Regions from separate parts of the Homo sapiens genome. Here region 2 is linked to region 1. A link is an interaction called in ENCODE POLR2A ChIA-PET data of the cell type or tissue named here. Cell type or tissue: A673. All regions are shown on one strand. Links, peaks and the distances in the headings refer to the core of each region. The heading gives the core; the rest is flanking DNA. Region 1 overlaps SBNO1 (strawberry notch homolog 1). Region 2 overlaps VPS37B (VPS37B subunit of ESCRT-I).

Region 1 (11,327 bases), core at 1,083-3,582:
CCAGCCTGGCCTACATGTTGAAACCTCATCTCTACTAAAAATACGAAAAAAAATTAGCTGGGCATGGTGGTGTGCGCCTGTAGTGCCAGCTACTTGGGGAGGCTGAGGCAGGAGAATCGCTTGAACCCAGGAGGCGGAGGTTGCTGTGAGCCAAGATGGTGCCAGTGCACTCCAGCTTGGGTAACAGAGGGATACTCCATCGCAAAACAAAAACAAAAACAAAAAACAAAAACAAACAGATGAGTTACCAGATGATAGGCTGTTTAACCAATGTGTTTTTTTTTGTTTTTGTTTTTAATTGAAGCAGGGTCTTACTCTGTCACCCAGACTGGAGTACAGTGGTGTGATCTTGGCTTACTGCAACCTCTACCTCCCAGGTTCAAGGAGTCCTCCAGACTCTGCCTCCTGAGTATCAGGGACTGCAGGCGCATGTCAATGTGCCTGGCTGATTTTTGTATTTTTTGGTAGAGATGAGGTTTTACAGTGTTGCCCAGCCTGATCTGGAACTCCTGGGCTCAAGCAATCCACCTGCCTCAGCCTCCCAAAGTGCTGGGATTACAGGCATCAGCCACTGCGCCTGGCCTAACCAATGTTCTTATATTTCAGATTGTCCATGTTTTCATTTTGTTAAGGTAATTCATAAGTTATAGCCATTTATTTCAGTTGCATAGTTCTTAAAATCACATTATTTTCTAAAATGACTGCATTAGGTAATAAGAAACTTGAGACAACTGTGTGAGTATCCTGAGAAATAGATTCCCAAGTTACTAAAGATGATTTATTAAATTAATATTAAATGGTCTTGCACTTAACATTGTTTTGATTTAATTGGTATTTTTAAATAACTAGACTCAAAGATGAAGTGTCTGAAATGTTGATTATGTATCTTCAGTGGGTCATCGCCAGAGAGCGGTTTCAGCAAGCTGCAGATCTGATTGATGCTGAGCAACGAATGAAGAAGTCCATGTGGGGTCAGTTCTGGTCTGCTCACCAGAGGTTCTTCAAATACTTATGCATAGCATCCAAAGTTAAAAGGGTTGTGCAACTAGCTCGAGAGGAAATCAAGAATGGAAAAGTAAGTAGAAGAACTCATTAAGAGATTGTTTGGGGGTTATGTTGTTTAGTCTTTGTGGGTGCTGAGGTTTTCTGCTTGTAAAATCTGGTTTTCCTAAAGGATAGTAAAACTTCTAAAAAATACATTTCTTAAAATTATAAAAGCAATGCCTGCTTAGAGAATTTAGAGAGTTCAGAAAAGTATAACAAAGTAAACATCACTATAATTGGTCATCCATAGCTGGTAGCACTGGTAACATATGGATGTGTATTGCGTTAAGGTTTTTTCTTTTCGGTGAATATTTATCTACTTAAAGCATAAGATACTATAAACTGTACAAGGGCAGGGGCTTCACTCATGCTTACTACTGTCTGTAATCCTATCTCCTGCCTAAATTTTTGACAAATAACCTGTCTCAAATATGTAGAAGAAATAAGTAAAACAAATTTGTGTTTTATAATAATGAGGACATTCTTGTTTGAAATCTTTGTTTAGCTAAATGTTTAAAATATGTCTTGGTAAGAAGCCACAAACATTATTATTCATAATTAACATGTTTTCTTTTTTCTCCAGTGTGTTGTAATTGGTCTGCAGTCTACAGGAGAAGCTAGAACATTAGAAGCTTTGGAAGAGGGCGGGGGAGAATTGAATGATTTTGTTTCAACTGCCAAGTAATGTTTTTGTTCTTTTAATGTTTTTGTTTCTTTTTGAGTTCTTCCTTACCTTAGTTCCAATGTGGGCATTTCCTGGAGACAAAACTTTTGTTTCACCTGCATCATCTTTAAGTTTTCTTGATCTGAGTTTTCTGCTTTTCTGTAACAGTGTATCTATTGGAAAACAATAACAGAAATCTCATAATCCTAAAATGTTAAGCATTTTGCTAATATTACACAGAGTATGTGAACTAACAGAAGGGCTAGACTTTGTTTATCTTGTACATCTTGGAAATCTGTGACAGCTTGGCTTAGATTCAGTTTTAGTGTACTGTATTTGAAATTACCGTTATCCACAGGAACAGTAACTATAGTTTGTCCTAATATAACGAAGTCTACTTTATAAGTTGGCTGAGCATGGTGGCTCACAGCTGTAATCTCAGCACTTTGGGAGGCCAACATGGGCACATCACTTGAGGTCAGTAGTTTGAGACCAGCCTGGCCAAAATGGTGAAACCCCATCTCAACTAAAAATAAAAAAAATTAGTTGGGCATGGTGGCACACGTCCTGTAGTCCCACCTACCTGGGAGGCTGAGGCAGGAGAATCCATTGAACCCGTGAGGTGGAGGTTGCAGTGAGCCAAGATCGCACCACTCCACTCCACTCCCCTCTGGGCGGCAGAGTGAGACCCTGTCTCAAAAAAAAATAAAATAAAATAAAGTCTACTTTAAAAGTTGAAAATAAGCATGAGATCTTCAGAAATAGATTTTAAAATGTTTTAGGCATTGTTTTTAGTTTGCCTAACCTCCACATTCAAACTCTGGTAGTAAACTGAGCAAAATAAACTTGCTGCTCTACTATTTTGTGCCTCGGGATGCATTCAGATGCTCCTTTCAAAAGCAATACATGGGGCTCACGCCTGTAATCCAGGCACTTTGGGAGGCTGAGTCTGGTGGATCACGAGAGCTCAGGAGTTTGAGACCAGCCTGGCCAACACGGTGAAACCTCGTCTCTACTAAAAATACAAAAACTAGCCAGGCGTGGTGGCGGGCACCTGTAATCCCAGCTACTGGAGAGGCTGAGGCAGGAGAATTGCTTGAACCCAGGCGGCGGAGGTTGCAGTGAGCTGAGATGGCACCATTGCACTCCAGCCTGGGTGACAGAGAGACTCGGTCTCAAAAAAAAAAAAAAAAAGAAAAAAGCAAGACATACACCTGCTAATCTATATTTTTCTGTACATAATTGCCTAGAACTACCGTGTCCAGAATGGCAGCCGCTTGTCACATGTGGCTATTGAGCAGTTGAAATGACTGGTCCATATTGAGATGTTATTATATGTGTACTGAGCCAGGTTTCAAAGACTCCTTAAGAGAAAATAACATAAAACATATGTGTTGACATGGTATATTGAGTTAAAATGTATTATTAAAATTAGTTCCACCAGTTTTATTTATTTTTTACTTTTTTAATTTAAGCTACCAGAAAATACAATAATTGTGTATGTGGTTTGGCTTGCATTCTTATTATTTAGTTGGACAGCTTTGGGCTAGAAAATTAAAATTTATTTGAGCTCGTTTATCAGTATTTTGTAAAACTGAACAAAGTATATTTCAATATATTTAATAATACTTTACATATAATTATTTTGTCAACTGAAGCAGTAATTGTCACTGTTTCTCTCCTACAGAGGTGTGTTGCAGTCACTCATTGAAAAACATTTTCCTGCTCCAGACAGGAAAAAACTTTATAGTTTACTAGGAATCGATTTGACAGCTCCAAGTAACAACAGTTCGCCAAGAGATAGTCCTTGTAAAGAAAATAAAATAAAGAAGCGGAAAGGTGAGCACTTTAAAAAAGAAAAAATAGGCCAGGTGCGGTGGCTCACACCTGTAATCCCAGCACTTTGGGAGGCTGAGGTGGGCAGATCACGAGGTCAGGAGATCGAGACCATCCTGGCTAACACGGTGAAACCCCATCTCTACTGAAAATACAAAAAATTAGCCGGGCATCGTGGTGGGCACCTATAGTCCCAGCTACTCGGGAGGCTGAGGCAGGAGAATGTCGTGAACCCAGGAGGCAGAGCTTGCAGTGAGCCGAGATAGCGCTGCTGCACTCCAGCCTGGATGACAGAGCGAGACTCTGTCTCAAAAAAGAAAAAGAAAAAAGAAAATAGTTGACGTTGAAAATACTGTTGAAATTAAAACATAAGCATTTTAAAGTGGCTATATTTTGGGAATGAACTGCCTTCCATGAATTCACAAATGGTTCCAAATTTTCACTGTCACTTGTACAATTTTGAATGCACAAGTTATCCCCGTTTTAAATTAGGAATTGAGCAATTCACTGGTGGTTGGCAGTGTGTTAAGCACTTGGCTATATACATTCTACCATATAACCTGGCAGAGGTCCATACGAAATTAGGTCTTATTTTTCCAATTTTATAGACAGAGATCATTGAAGCACAGAAAGATTTAAAGATTAAAGAGTTTTCCTAGTTTCACAGAGATAGTTAATGATGCATGGGAACTAAAACCTGTGTCTTTGTATTGTCAGACCTGTTCTTTAATATATAGACAGCTGGGTGTTTCAGTAGTTTTCTTTAAAAGAGCCTTTTCTTTTTTTTTCTTTTTTTTTTTTGAGACAGGGTCTCCGTCTCCGTCACCCAGGCTGGAGTGCAGTGGTACCATCTTGGCTCACTGCAACCTCTGCCTCCTGGGTTCAAGGAGCTGGGATTACAGGCATGCACCACCACGCCCTGCTAATTTTTGTATTTTTAGTAGAGATGGGGTTTCACCATGTTGGCCAGGCTGGTCTCAAACTCCTGAGCTTAAGCAATGCACCCACCTAGGCCTCCCAAAGTGCTGGGATTACAGGTGTGAGCCATCTCGCCCAGCCCTGTTTTGGTTTTAGAAGTTGACTTCTCGCCGGGCACAGTGGCTCACGCCTGTAATCCCAGCTTTTTGGGAGTTGAAACAGGCGGATCACCTGAGGTCAGGAGTTCGAGACCAGCCTGGCCAACATGGCGAAACCCCTTCTCTACTAAAAATTAAAAACTTAGCCAGGACTGGCGGCAGGGGCGCCTTATAATCCCAGCTATAAGGGAGGCTGAGGCATTAGAATCACTTGAACTCGGGAGGCAGAGGTTGCAGTGAGCCAAGATTATGCCACTGCACTTTAGCCTGGGAGACAGAGTAGACACTGTCTGGGGAAAAAAAAAAAATATCTGGTCATGGTTGCATGTGCCTGTAGTCCCAGGTACTTGGGAGGCTGAGGTGGGAGGATCACATGAGCCAGGGAAGTCGAGGCTGCAGTGAGCTATGATTGTGCCACTGCACTCCAGCCTGGGCAACAGTGAGGCCCTGTCTCCAAAAATAAAAAGGTTTTATAAATTGATTTTCTATTGATTTTCTAAGTATTCCATGTCTATAAACCTGTAATTATTAGGCCTCTTCTCAAATCTGATACACAGTCAAATTGTGACTATGCCAGAGGTTCTGCTTTTACTCTGTTGTCCTGAATATGTTTTGAAACTTGTGCACTTGAAGGCAGTCTTGACTTAGTACTTTTGTATCCAATTTCTTCTTCAGAATAAATGTTTATAACCTTATTTTTTATGGGAGTCCAAAAGGTTAGTGCTGGTTTGTGAATTCTGTTTGTTTTTTGACTTAACCTAAATACTTTTCCTCTGCACTTTTCATTTGAATTAATTCATGAACTAAATGTGATGTACTGGATCTTAAGAAACATTGAATTTGGGCTGACTCTCTTGTTTGTGGCGGAGGGTAGGTGAAGAAATAACTCGAGAAGCCAAAAAAGCACGAAAAGTAGGTGGCCTTACTGGTAGCAGTTCTGACGACAGTGGAAGTGAATCTGATGCCTCTGATAATGAAGAAAGTGACTATGAGAGCTCTAAAAACATGAGTTCTGGAGATGATGACGATTTCAACCCATTTTTAGATGAGTCTAATGAGGATGATGAAAATGGTAAGTTCAGTATATTAAATATACACGAAAGCATATAATATTTCAGTATATTTGAAAATGGGATATGAAACCTTTTCTTCTGTACAGTACAAATGATCACACAGATTATAATCTTTGCTTGGTGGAAAGCTCCAGGCTTATCTACCTTCTGGAAGTTTGAGCCTCATATATGTGAGAAGATAACCTCAATTTTGTGCAGTTATTTTTAACTTGAAAACATGGATTTGTACCCCATGGTGTATGGATGAACCAATGTAGGTGGTGATAAGTTATCAGTTAACAATATAAAAAATTTCATCCAGGCGCGGTGGCTCATGCCTGTAATCCCAGCAATTTGGGAGGCTAAGGTGGGTGGATCACCTGAGGCTGGGAGTTCGAGATCAGCCTGACCAACGTGGAAAAACCCCATCTCTACTAAAAATACAAAATTAGCCAGGTGTGGTGGCACATACCTGTAATCCCAGCTACTCAGGAGGCTGAGGCAGGAGAATCGCTTGAACCCAGGAGGTGGAGATTGCAGTAAGCTGAGATTGCGCCATTGCACTCCAGCCTGGGCTACAACAGCGAAACATTGTCTCAAAAAAATAAAATTTCAAAGGTTGTTTCCTTTGAAGATTCTGTACTTGTTTTAACAAATGATTTGACATGTATCTTTCCTTAACACTCAGATCCCTGGTTAATTAGAAAAGACCACAAGAAAAACAAAGAGAAAAAAAAGAAGAAAAGTATAGATCCAGATTCTATTCAAAGTGCCTTATTAGCATCAGGTCTTGGATCAAAACGACCTAGTTTTTCATCTACACCAGTTATCTCACCTGCTCCTAACAGTACACCAGGTATCCATACAGAAACTTCCTTTTTGAAATACTGTTTTAAACAAAAATATTTAAACTTTGTACTAACTTTTAGCAAATGTTCTTTATCTAGCTAACAGTAACACCAACAGTAACAGTAGCCTTATAACAAGTCAGGATGCTGTGGAAAGGGCTCAGCAGATGAAGAAAGACCTGCTTGATAAGCTAGAAAAATTAGCTGAAGACCTCCCCCCTAATACCCTGGATGAACTTATCGATGAACTTGGTGGCCCTGAGAACGTTGCTGAGGTAAATAGGCCTGTATCTCTTGGTGACATTTTTGCCATTTGAACCCCTGTAAAATGAGTTGTATTTTGACTGTCTTCACATAATAATCTAAATTTCTTAGATCATAGAATTCTTGTTCTACTTTAGTTGCCATCCTACATCCAATGAACTGCTGCCTGCAGTATCTGAGTGTCTGTCCCAAGCCACTGGTCCTAGTTACTGCACTTATCACGCATCTTTTGTGATCGTGGCCATGTGTCAAGGTTTTTCCAGGGACTCTGTTGCAGTGTTCTGTATCCTTCAGTGTGTGGTGCAGCACAGCCTGTGCTCTTATCTCCCAAGTGTCTTCAAGGAAAGAGGCACTGAGTCCATCCACCGCAGTCAGATACCTTCATTGTAATGACATTGTTTGGCTTCTCAGATGACTGGCCGCAAGGGACGGGTTGTGAGCAATGATGATGGAAGCATATCTTATGAGTCAAGATCTGAACTTGATGTGCCTGTGGAAATACTAAACATCACAGAAAAACAACGATTTATGGATGGAGATAAGGTATGTTTTACTGAGATGCTTCTCAGTGAAAAGAACAATGCCTGTATATTTAGATTAAGCTTTAGAAGAGTCTTTTTCCTTTTAATATAAGTCATGTCCATTGAGTATTGTCATTCTGTATTTTTTAGTAATTGTACATACTGAATATTGTACGTGTTTTTATTATTTTATCATTGAATATAGTAAGTATTGGCTGGGTGCAGTGGCTCAGGCCTGTAATTCCAGCACTTTGGGAGGCCAAGGTGGGCAGATCACTTGAGCTCTGGAGTTTGAGACCAGCCTGGGCAGCATGGTGAAACCCCGTCTCTACTGAAAATACAAAAATTTAGCTGGGTGTGGTAGTGCATGCCTGTAGTCCCAGCTGCTCAGAAGGCAGAGGTGGGAGGATAGCTTAACCCTGGGCTATGCAGGTTGCAGTGAGCCGAGATCGCACCACTACACTCCAGCCTGTGCAACAGAGCTATTACACAAATTTTTTTAGTAATTGCCTTTACTCACTGAATATTTTGCATGTTTTTATTATTTTATCATTGAATATAATAAGTATTGTGTGTAATGCATAGAATCAGATATGGCTCTTGAGTGCTTTGGAGGCTTTTGAAATATTTAATCATGATATAAAAATACTGTGTTTTCTCCAGGCGTGGTGGCTCACGCCTGTAATCCCAGCACTTTGGGAGGCCGAGATGGGCAGATCATGAGGTCAGGAGTTCAAGACCAGGCTGGCAAACATGGTGGTGAAACCCCATCTCTACTAAAAATACAAAAATTGGTCGGGTGTGGTGGCATGTGCCTGTAGTCCCAGCTACTCAGGAGGCTGAGGGAGGAGAATAGCTGGAACCTGGGAGGCAGGGGTTGCAGTGAGCCAAGACTGCACCATTGCATTTCCACCTGGGCAGCAGAGTGAGACTGTCTCAAAAAAAAAAAAAAAACGTTCCCTTAGTTCATCTTGGTGTTGTGACATCTAATGTCATTCCGATTTTGAGACTAAAATATTTATGTGTGTCCATATTACTAGTAATTTTGGTTTCACTGTTTATTTTATTGCTATGTCATGTTATATTAAGACGATTTACTGTAAATGGCTTACAGATTACATTCCCATATCCAACCATTGTAGAGATTTTGGGTGCCTCCAGAGACTCTTTTTTTTTTTTTTTTTGAGACAGAGTCTTACTCTGTTGCCCAGGCTGGAGTGCAGTGCAGTGGCATGATCTCAACTCACTGCTACCTTCACCTCCTGGGTCCAAGTGATTCTTGTGCCTCAGCCTCCCGAGTAGCTGGGACTACAGGCACGCGCCACCACGCCTGGCTAATTTTTGTATTTTTTGATAGAGACAGGTTTCACCATATTGACCTGGCTGGTCTTGAACTCCATGCCTCAAGTGGTGTACCCACCTCTGCCTCCCAAAATGCTGGGATTATAGGCGTGAGCTACTGTGCTGGCCCAGAGACTCTTTCTGTAGACTTTGTTTGAGAAGGACCGTCACTTTGTCCCCCAGGCTGGATCTCAGCTCACTGCCACCTCCACCTCCCGGGTTCAAGCAGTTCTCTGCCTCAGCCTCCTGAGTAGCTGGGAATATAGGCACACACCACCACACCTGGCTAATTTTTGAATTTTTAGTAGAGACAAGGTTTCGTCATGTTTGCCAGGCTGGTCTTGAACTCCTGACCTCAAATGATCCGTCTGCCTCGGCCTCTCAAAGTACTAGGATTACAAGAGTTTGAGACCAGCCTGGGCAACATAATGGGACCCTGCCCTGTACAGGGAAAATAGTCACATGATGGCACATGCCCACAGTCCCAGCTACTGAGGAGGCTGAGGTGAAAGGATCACTTGAGCTTGAGAGGTGAAAACTGTAGAGAGCTATGATTGCACCACTGCACTCCAGCTTGTGTGACAGAGTGAGACCCTGTCTCAAAAAATATATATATACAAAAAGATAATGTTACGTATTTTCAAGATTGTAGGTACAGGTATTAGTTATTTTATATAATTGCTTCATGAATCTAGGCCCATATGCATTAGGAATTACATTAGTTGGAATTAGTTTTGGTTGTTAAATAACAGAAAATACAAAGTCTGTTAAGTGTTGACTTCAATAAGATAGATTATTTCTCTCATGGACACATTTGGGTAGGTGGAGCAGGGCTTGTATGCCCTCTTGAAGTCCAGGCATCTTCCGTGTTGTTCATTAAATTATGTGGGCCTCCATTTCCAAGTTACCTTTGTATTCCAAGATACCTGTTCCAGACTCTTGTCAGTACCTCTACATTTTACCTAACAGAGAGGAGACAAGGGGATGAGAAGGGCATGTCGCCTACTTTTAAGGACATTTCCTGTGCATCATACATTTTACCTACACCTTGCTGGCTGGAGAATGTTCACACTTAGCCGTAAGGGAGACTGGGAAATAAAACTGGAAGTCTTCATTATTGAGAAAGAAGGAGAGAATAGGCAGTCTGCTGAAGGACTTCATTTAAGGCACTGGCCTGCTTGTTCTTATGCAAAAGTGACTTTATTTTTCTTATATTTGACACAGAATATTGCTATCATCTCAGAAGCTGCCAGCTCGGGTATTTCATTACAAGCAGATAGGAGAGCTAAAAATCAAAGGCGAAGAGTTCATATGACTTTAGAATTACCTTGGAGCGCTGATAGAGCAATTCAACAGTTCGGTAAGTTCCTACAAACTGGATTTCACTTAATGGATAGCTAGGAATCATTGGGGTAAATTTGCGCATACCAAAACCTAGGTTTAGGCCGGGCACAGAGGCTCACGCCTGTAATTCCAACATTTCGGGAGGCCACTGTGGGAGGATAACTTGAGTCCGGGAGTTTGAGACCAGCCTGGTCAACGCAGTGAGACCCTTTCTCCACCAAAAGAAAAGAAAAACAGCTGAGAGCAGTGGCTCGTGCCTGTAATCCCAGCACTTTGGGAGGCTGAGGTGGGTGCATCACTTGAGGTAATAGTTTGAGACCAGCCTGGTCAACATGGTGAAACCCAGCCTCTACTAAAAATACAAAAATTAACTGGGTGTGTTGGCACACACCTGTAATCCCAGCTACTTAGGGTGCTGAGACGGGAGAATTGCTTGAACCTGGGAGGCGCAGGCTGCAGTGAGCTGAGATCACGCTATTGCACTCCAGCCTGGGCAACATAGGGAGATTCCATCTCAAAAAAAAAAAAAAAAAGAAGAAGAAAAGAAAAACTTGCTGGGTGTGGTGGCGTGTGCCTGTAGTCCCAGCTACTCAGGAGGCTGAGGTAGGAGGATTACTTGAGTCCAGGAGTTCAAGGTTGCAGTGAGATATGATTTCACCACTGCACTCCAGCCTGGGTGACAGAGCGTGACCTTGTCTCAAAAAACAAAAACAGGCTGGGCGCAGCGGCTCACGCCTGTAATCCCAGCACTTTGGCAGGCTGAGGTGGGTGGATCACCTGAGGTCGGGAGTTCAAGACCAGGATGACCAACATGGAGAAACCCTGTCTGTACTAAAAATACAAAATTAGCCGGGCGTGGTGGTGCATGCCTGTAATCCTGGCTACTCAGGAGGCAGAGGTAGGAGAATCGCTTGAACCCGGGAGGCGGAGGTTGCAGTGAGCCAAGATCACACCATTGCACTCTACCTTTGGCAACAAGAGCGAAACTCTAACAACAACAAAAAAATCCTGTTTAATGTCTTATATCTTATCTCGAAATCTCAGATCTTGCATTTAAGGAGTGTTATATATATACTTTATAGTATATGATGCATTGTGGATTCATTTTTTGCTTGTTTACAAGTTGTAAAAAATATATATGTGGTGGGAATTTGTGGGGTTCCAAGAACAGGGTTCCTCAAGGAGTGTCCTTATAAAACTTAAGGATGTATTAGGTCCATATCAGAGAAGCTGCTACTTCTATATGTGTTTCCAACCTCAGTAGCTTCACCAAAGGCCCATAGCTCCTCCCTCCATCTTCATGTTCTTGTGACCAATGATTTGAAAAACAATTTTGG
Region 2 (2,500 bases), core at 1-2,500, 440 kb after region 1:
TTCTCCATGTTGGTCGGGCTGGTCTAGAACTCCTGACCTCAGGTGATCCGTCCGCCTCGGCCTCCCAAAGTGCTGGGATTACAGGCGTGAGCCACCGCGCCCGGCCTGAAACTGCTCTTTAGGGAGGTTAATCTGTCAGCAAAGCGTGGGCTGGCTTGGCGTGGCAGGACCAGGTTGGCGGCGGAAGTGGAGGTTAGGAAGAAATTAGGATTTGAGCTAGGGCTCTGGGAGAGGTATTCGGACCAGCTGGCCCGACTCCCTTTCTCACTTCCCCTCTCCTGCTGACCTGAAGTGCTTTCCCCACCTCTGTCACAGGCACGTGGTCTCTTAGCTTCTTTGTATACCTCTCCTGTGGCACTTGACACACATTTTGTAAGTCACTTCCCTGTGTCCCCCACTGGCTTGGGGGCTGCATTTTGTCATGTTTGTCTTTTTGTCCTTGGCACCCAGCACAGTGCCTGGCACCCAGGATGTGCCTGGGTAGTGCTGCTGAGTGAGTGGTGATAACCGGGCTTCAAGTGGAAGTGAGTAGGAGACAGGGCTCTGGTGAGCGGGGAGGGGAGGGGCAGTGGGGGTGCAGGAGGGAGGGAGTCATTGAGGCCGGATTAGGCAGAGCATGAGGGATGGGCAGGGCTTTGTCCCGCAGGCAGTTGGAGTGTGGTTCTGGAGCTCAGGGTGAATGCTCTGCTTGGAGACAGAAATTCAAGCCACTCTCCTCCAAGTGCTTGTGGAAATCAAGGAGAATATAAAAGTTTGAAAGGCCACTAGGAGCTATTAGTGGGTTGGGAGAAGGAAAGAGCTGCCATCGAAGGGAGGGGAGAAACGAGAGAAACAAGTTGGATGACCTAACATCCTGTTAGAGACTGGCTGGAAGAGGAACCCAGAAGTAGACTGCACTGTTTGACCCTCACCGGTCGGTCGTATGCAGAGTGGTTGTGTTCTTGAGCTGAGGAATGCCGGCCTTGTTGCCTGTTTGGCTTTGATTACAGTATTTGTAGCAGAATGTTGCTATGGAGATTCATGCCAGGTACGCAGTGGGAGGTGATCTAGAAGACCGTGTGCCAGCCACTCGTAGGTAATCACTGGCGCTCAGAACATGCTGAGACAAGAGTTCTCGTTGGTTTATTTCCTTCCCCAGCTGTGTGAGTTTTCAGATTTCATCATTGGAAATGATGTCTTACCCAATGATACAAAAGCAGAGGAAATGCCTTTGTAGAATTTCTTCCAAGGGAAGAATGAAAGTAGAGAGGTGACTTAGCTTAGCTTTGTTGTCTCTAGAATACGTTACAGTGTGTCAAGGGAAGGCTTTTCAAAGTATTTGTCAAGGGATTGTGAGGAACGTAGTCCATTACTTTGTCAAAGAGTTTATGTGAAAAGTAGATATTTGAATAATTTCTTATATTTCAAGCAGCGTTACAGCTAATGTTTCTTTTAAATCAAACCTTTTATCTCCAAGGTTAACTAATGGCACCTCGAGGTTACATCTGCAGCCCAGTGTCTAGGATAGTAGAGGAACATAGTGCAAATTCATGTTTGTCATCAGAGCTGGGTGTGGTGGCTGACACCTGTAAATCCAGCTACTCCGAAGGCTGAGGTGGGAGGATCTCTTGAGCCCCATGAGTTTGAGACCAGCCTGGGCGACATAGTGAGACCCTGTCTAAAAGAAAAAAAACAAAAGTGGTCTAACATGTTTGCCATCAGACAGTAGTTTTCATTAATGTGAACATGACTGAGGTCAAGAAGTTTATTCATGTACCCAGCCTTTGCGGAGCATCTGTGGTGTGCCACTTGGGGGATGTGAAACCAGTAAACCACATAGTTTTCATCATTTAGGATCATGCAGGTGTACAGGGTACATGTGAAACAGTAGTGAGGCCCACACACTGGTGGGGGGAGATCCAGTAAGCCTTTGGAAGGTGGGGGGTCAGCAGGGAGTGTTTCCTGGAGAAGATGAATGACTCATAAGTTATGATTCAGAGAATGAGTTAAGAGTTAGCCAGGTAATGAGGGAGAAGGGCTCCCAGGCATATGGGAGGAACAAAGGCACTTAGGGAAGAAGCCGGGACAGAGTGTGTGTGCATACAGGAATATTATAAGTATTGCTGGAGGGACCAGGGCAGGGTGTAGTGGGGGCTGAGGCCCAAAAGGCAGTCAGGGACCAGATGGCCTCATATGCCCTGTTAAGGAGCTTGGGCTTGATCCTCTAGGCAGGGAGCCGTTGGAGGATTTAAGCCAGGGAGTGCTGCGGTTGGTCACACTCGCCATTTATGTAGATCGTTTTGGCAGCCAGGGGAAGGATGGATTTGAGGGGGATGAGATTAGAAAGCTGGGATATGAGTTAGGAGGCTGAAAGATGGTTGATAAAAATGATCGTTGGGCAGCCGAGATAACTGACTTCAAGGACATATACTGGACTTATAGCAGAGCCTGTTGAGTCTTGCTTTTGCACACAGTTCAAATAATCACTTAGTCATGTGGTTTATCTGCCAGTGGCAAATGT

Evidence for each region. ChIA-PET counts read pairs that join two places held together with the same protein. Peaks named below come from ENCODE experiments on the same cell type or tissue, not always from the same donor. Only the 100,000 strongest peaks of a DNase experiment are listed, where the experiment ranks them.
Region 2: POLR2A ChIA-PET joins it to region 1 with 12 read pairs; 2 of 35 experiments call an interaction of 5 or more read pairs at or near these places.

The regions. Positions count from the first base shown.
Region 1 is chr12:123,315,900-123,327,226 of GRCh38, reverse strand. SBNO1 (strawberry notch homolog 1) reads left to right here. Exons shown (of 32, transcript NM_001167856.3): 14 at 893-1,075; 15 at 1,628-1,725; 16 at 3,396-3,547; 17 at 5,495-5,692; 18 at 6,361-6,528; 19 at 6,620-6,795; 20 at 7,196-7,327; 21 at 9,871-10,006. Among named protein-coding and RNA genes, the nearest start is that of MIR8072, 43 kb to the left of the region's middle. In A673, for the core only: no CTCF peak of the experiment used is centred there; no DNase peak of the experiment used is centred there.
Region 2 is chr12:122,887,047-122,889,546 of GRCh38, reverse strand. All of the region lies in intron 1 of VPS37B (VPS37B subunit of ESCRT-I), which reads left to right. Among named protein-coding and RNA genes, the nearest start is that of VPS37B, 7.8 kb to the left of the region's middle. RefSeq lists enhancers at 731-1,025, 404-1,120, 1,939-2,068, 2,079-2,158. In A673, for the core only: no CTCF peak of the experiment used is centred there; a DNase peak (open chromatin) is centred at 1,156; H3K4me3 peaks cover 311 bases; H3K27ac peaks cover 2,378 bases.